Linked DNA regions of Homo sapiens: region 1 is linked to region 2. Evidence: chromatin loops called from intact Hi-C (ENCODE). Cell type or tissue: heart left ventricle. All regions are shown on one strand. Each heading gives the region's core, and the rest is flanking DNA. Links, peaks and the distances in the headings are about the cores only.

Evidence for each region. A loop is a pair of places that touch in the nucleus more often than their neighbours do. Peaks named below come from ENCODE experiments on the same cell type or tissue, not always from the same donor. Only the 100,000 strongest peaks of a DNase experiment are listed, where the experiment ranks them.
Region 1: it touches region 2 in a loop (2.0-fold over the local background); 10 of 110 quality-filtered maps call a loop at or near these places.

The regions. Positions count from the first base shown.
Region 1 is chr6:157,333,675-157,336,592 of GRCh38, forward strand. No RefSeq gene overlaps it. Among named protein-coding and RNA genes, the nearest start is that of TMEM242-DT, 12 kb to the left of the region's middle. In heart left ventricle, for the core only: a CTCF peak has its summit at 1,439; no DNase peak of the experiment used is centred there; H3K27ac peaks cover 863 bases.
Region 2 is chr6:157,433,092-157,436,009 of GRCh38, forward strand. The region is part of intron 1 of ZDHHC14 (zDHHC palmitoyltransferase 14); the gene reads left to right. Among named protein-coding and RNA genes, the nearest start is that of ZDHHC14, 53 kb to the left of the region's middle. In heart left ventricle, for the core only: no CTCF peak of the experiment used is centred there; a DNase peak (open chromatin) is centred at 1,724; H3K27ac peaks cover 2,220 bases.

The DNA.
Region 1 (2,918 bases), core at 204-2,703, 100 kb before region 2:
ATTTAGTTGGCGATAATGCTGAAACAGTGGAGGTCATTGTGCGTCTGCCTAGGAGAAGTCTCTCCCACTCATTCCCATCTGTTCTGGGGGCCACTGTGGAGGAAGCGTCCTCCAAGAGCAGGCAGGCGAAGGGGAGTGACAAGGAGGGTGAGAAGTCTTAGCCAGCTTATCTAAGAAGAAATCATTGAGGGAGATATATTTAGGTTGGAGAGAGAAGAATTGGGAAGCTGATGCCTCTCTCAGGAGGCACAGAGAGAAGTTATATTGGGTAGATCATGTCTCTACACATGAGAACTTTTAAAAATTTGAAATGTCCCCAAAATGGAATTAGGTACTTTCTGAGCAAAAAATGAACATCTTTGTATGTCAACAAATATACCTCTACAACAGAGGTTCATAAATACATTTTTTTGTATTAATATGTACAAAGCGATGTAGAAGACATTCCTCCACTGAGGGACAGGTTAGAACTTGCAAGGTGGCTTATGCCACACAACATGGGCCAGCTCAGCTCCGCTGTCTCTGAAACTTTCTTTTGTCAGCAGAGCAAGAGTAGATTTATCTCTCAGGGGAAAAATTACGTTAATTAGGCTCATGAGTGAATGCCAGCTTAATATAGTATAATGAAAAATATGGCAAAAGAACCATAATGGGAAGCCAGATAACAATCAAAGTTGCAGGGGACACCCCCCTCTTGGAGGTTCTGGCAGATTAATTGGACATATAATAAGTAAGGAAAAACGTTTAGAATGATTGAGGATTCAGTGAAGTTTCCAGCTGTAAAAGAAATCTTAATAAAAGTTTCAACTTTTCTATACATTAGCTATACCCCATTAAAATACAAAACAGAGGGGAAGAAATCCACTATGTGATGATCACAACACTTTACTGACATAAACAAGAAGACTTGCCTCCATCATGCTTCTGCCCTAGAAGTCTTTTCTTTTTTCTTTTTTCCTTTTTTTTTTTTTTTTTTTTTTGAGACGGAGTCTCGTTCTGTCGCCCAGGCTGGAGTGCAGTGGTGTGATCTCGGCTCACTGCAACCTCTGCCTCCCAGGTTCAAGCGATTCTCCTGCCTCAGCCTCCTGAGTAGCTGGGATTACAGGCGAACGCCACCATGCCTGGCTAATTTTTTTGTATTTTTAGTAGAGACGGGGTTTCACCGTGTTGGTCAGGCTGGTCTGAAACTCCTGACCTCGTGATCGGACGCCTCGGCCTCCCAAAGTGTTGGGATTACAGGCATGAGCCACCACGCCCGGCCTAGAAGTCTTAATCACACAGGTTGTTAATTCTTCTCCTTTATGTTATAAATGTAATGCAATTCCTGTTAAAATCCAAATAAGATCTTCTTTTGTTGTTGTTGTTTGTTTTGTTTTGTTTTGTTTGAGATGAAGTTTCACTCTTGTCACCCAGGCTAAAGTGCAATGGCGCCATCTAGGCTCACTACGCCCTCCGCCTCCCGGATTCAAGCGATTCTGCCTCAGCCTCCCAAGTAGCTGGGACTACAGGCGCGGGCCACCATGCCTGGCTGATTTTTATATCTTTTAGTAGAGACAGGGTTTCACCATGTTGTCCAGGCTGGTCTTGAACTCCCGACCTCAGGTGATCCACCTGCCTGGGCTTCCCAAAGTGGTGAGATTACAGGCATGAGCCACCATGCCCTGCCTCAAATAAGATTACTTTTAAACCTTGTTAGAATGATTCAAAATTCATCTGAATAATAAACATTCAAGAAAGGTCAACATTTTGTTGAGAAAGCACTATGATGAGAGGGACTTGCCTCACAATGTTAAAATGCATGGTACTTTGCATTAATTAAAGTACTAGCTATAGCACAGAATAGGAATCTAGATCTGCAGAACAGAATAGTACCGGCCAAAACGCACTTCAGTGCATCTCATAGCTTAGTGAAGAAGTGGAGTATTTCAAATCAGAGGAGAAAGTTCAAAAAGGATTTGGGGACAAAATGAAACAATAAAAATAATGGAAAAAATATAGATGAATATCTACCGAAATAAGTTGGTAAATAAGTTGGGAAGAACTTTTAAAGCATGAAACCGAAGAAATAAATGTAGGTCAGTTTGACTACATAAAGTCTTAACACTGCTCTACAGCAGACAGATTAAGTTTGCTCACTTAATCCTATGCCTCCTTCGCCCTTGCCAGCCTCTTCCTAACTGTTGGGAGTGGCCATGAAATCGGTTCTGGCCAATAAGACATAAGCAAAGGTCGGCTGGTCTTGTCTCTTCCTCCACTCTTCTTCCTTCTGCCTGGAACACAGACCTGGTGGCTAGTTCTGCAGCGGCCATTTAATGATGATAAGGTAACAAATGGGAGGGGCTACGAGAGGACAGGGACGTGAGCTGTCACATTGTCAACTGTCTGAATCAGGTCCAACAGCTGCCTCTCTATGAGATGCTTGTTACATGAGATAATAAGTCCCCCTTAAGAGAGTGGAGCTGAGTTTTCTATTTCCTGAAGTTAAATTCATTCCTAACTGATTCTGAGCTTAAGGCAAAACACCATATTGCAGCAAAAGGCAAATAACAAAAATATTTGTACGATGGATCACAAAAGTTCATATCCTTATTCGTATAAGGACCTCTGTAAATAAGCAAGAAAGCTCTAGATATCCCATTGTTTAAAAAGGGGGCAAAGATTATGAATAGGAAGATTTTAAAAACAAGAAATTCGAGTGTCTAAGAAATTCATGAAAAAATTTCAACCTCATGACAAATTAAAACAATAGCCTAATGATTGATTCATCACCTATAAAACTGGCAAACACTGGAAAAATTACAGGATTATTTTCTGGAAAGCAATCTGGCAAAATGTATCAGAAGTTTTGGAATGTCCATGCCCTTTGAGAATCTGTGCAGGGAAATGGTTAAGGAGTTGCAAAGATTTGCTACAAGGAT
Region 2 (2,918 bases), core at 301-2,800:
GTGTGGTCACTTTTCTTTGAGAACCTTGTCATGTGCCCTAGCAGATGGCAGGTTTGCATTTGGGCATGAAACCGAGCACAGTGCTGGCACGATCACTCTATTTCTTGAGACTTACTTAGGTAATAAGAATTTATAATTGAATTAAGTTGGCTCTTATAATTAATTGCTTTGATTCTGATGATGTGGACACATGATTGCAAGCTAAATACCAAATATCATTATGTATCTTTTCTGATATCGAAAGAAGGGTAGTTTAAATAAAAAAAATTGTAGCCCCCTTGAATAATGCTTTCCGTTTGCCTAAAGGTGGAAACTCATAGGTATTCACTAAATAAAGAAAGAAAAAGATTACAAAAGTAGTGACCAAGATAAAACCAGAGGCTTAGGGCTCTGAGAGTTCAGCCTGGGCCGTGATGTTCAGGAGCAGCTGTCTACCTGCAGAGTCCTGGGCAAACCACTTACCCTCCACGGGACTGTTTTGTCCTGGTTACAACGGGAGGAGTTGACTGGGTGACCCCAGGGTCTCTTTAGCTCTAAAAATTCTCAGATTGTGTGACTGTGGTACTCTGAAGGGCAGGTTTTGGTAATAGCATCAGGACCGAGTGTGTGTGCTCACACATGCACACAGACACCCCCACTCATGATCCAAAGCACAGCTGGTGGCCTTTATCGGCCTTGACGAGTGTCCTTTTCAAATGGAGACTTTATCAAACAGTGACATGGCATGTGCTGTGAAAATGGTGACTGTTTTGATGTCTTCCAGTTGGCTGGCTCCCATCTTTCCAGAGGGAGCACTGGACTTCTGGGTAAAGGAAATAGCAGTGACCAGGAACAAGAGAGCCACCCTCCACACACATACTTTTTTCCTGGTAATTGTACCAGTATGTGACTTAGCTAAGTGTACACATCATAAATAGCTATCAGCCCATGTGATGCCAGAGGCAATGGCTCAGTACATGGTTTTTGACCCTCCTGAGATATATGCTAAAAGATTTTTAAAAATCCAGTTCCAAGATTACATAACCGCCAACAACAAAAAGAAAATAGAGAAGAAAAACGGTATTAGTATTAGACCTAACATATTAATTGCTGATGACTTTTTTTAGAGAGAAGCTAGCTTATAATTTTATATATATATATATATAATTCTTTTATATGTTGAGTTCAGGGTCACTGAACTATTCTGATGTTCTGAATAGACTAAGCCTGGGCCAGTGCAAATTTAAGGCTTGCCTGATTTCCCCTGTTAGGGTCCTGCCAGCCGGCCGAGAACACCCTTAGGAGCTGGGCCTGTTCACACCAGACAGGTGGATGTTTCCTCTGAGCCCGAACTGGACTGGAGTGGCCCTGCGTTCTCCTTTGTCCCATTCCCTAAGTCCCCCTGAGGACTTTATCTGATGAGGCCATTTCAGCTTGGTGATCACTTCCCACTAGTTCCTCTGTGCCCTTAAACATTTTATTTGGGTCATAAAAACACAATTCCATGAATCATTTAGGCCACAGTAAGAGCTGCAATAGGGCTTTCTTTTAATATCCTGTGAGTACTTTCAAAATGGATCTTTTGCCCCAGTTTTATTCGTTTATCAAATGTTTGTCAGTGTGGTTGGGCCACCTGAAGATGAGCACCCAGAGAGCTTGGCACGACGGGGAGGAGCCGGACTTTTAACAAGGCTGCGCCAGTGCCCTCCTGTCAGTTAGACTGTCTGTGGAGCTATTTGCTTAATGAAACTGGACCCGCTCCATGACGGAGAGAATCCTGGCGTGACATGTTTTGTAATAGTCCCGTCTGGGTTGGCTGTGGCCTTGAGAGAGGGGATCTGCTCAGGGCTTCCCTTCCTGGACTGCCAGCAAAGCTTTTAGAGAACACACTTTCTGGGTTTCTCCCAGGGAGACTTATTTGTTTTGACCTTTACACAAAGACATAATGCAGATTATTCAGACCATCGCTGAACACAGATCTCCATGGCTATGCTCATAGAAAATTGTTTTCACTCCGGAAGGAATCGCCATAGCAGTTCCTCGGGGGTTCTTTGCATATGTTTATCCCACTTAATACTCATACCAATCTTAAGAGCTTTACAGATGGGGAAACTGGGGCTCTGTGAAGTCACTGGGAAGAAGCAGGACTAGGATTTAACACTCTGTTTGCTGCCCTGGGGCAGGTTGCCGTCTAATCCAGGCAGATGAGGTAAGTATAGAAATCCGAGAAGAGGGCAAGAGCAAGGGTGCCCCGCAGAAGTGCTTGCACACATGGAGGGAGGGTAGGAGAAGGGAGGGAAGGAGGGACTGCAGAAAGTCTTTGTGATATCGATGACATTGGGATGAACCTTGAGGAAAGGCTAGGACATATGTATGCAGATGTGTGCCTCTTAATTAATGGCAGTTTGTGGCATTAGCCTATAAGCTCAGTAAGGTGGGCACCCTCCTTTCCTCCCTCATTTCTCTCTCTCTCTATCTTTTTTTTTTAAGATAGGGTCTGGCTCTTTTGCCCAGGCTGGAGTGCAGTGGTGCAATCATGGCTCACTGCAACCTCTGCCTCCTGGGCTCAAGTGATCCTCCTGCCTCAGTTTCCCAAGTAGCTGAGTCTACAAGTGTGTGCCCCCATGCCCGCCTAATTTTTGTATTTTTTGTAGAGACACTGTTTTGCCATGTTGGCCAGGCTGGTCTCGAACTCTTGGGCTCAAGCGATCCTCCCACCTTGGCCTCCCAAAGTGCTGGGATTACAGGTATGAGCCATCATGCCTGGCCTCCTCATCTCTTTCTTCACTGTATCCCAAGGGCCTGGCAGCGTGGCAGAAAGCCTGGCACATAGCAGGCAAGTGCTTGCTGTATGCTGTTTGGATAGAGGGCTGGGGTGGGTAGGGGCATGGAGGATATTTCAGGCAGAGAGAGCAGCATGGGTGTGAAGAATTAGGGCA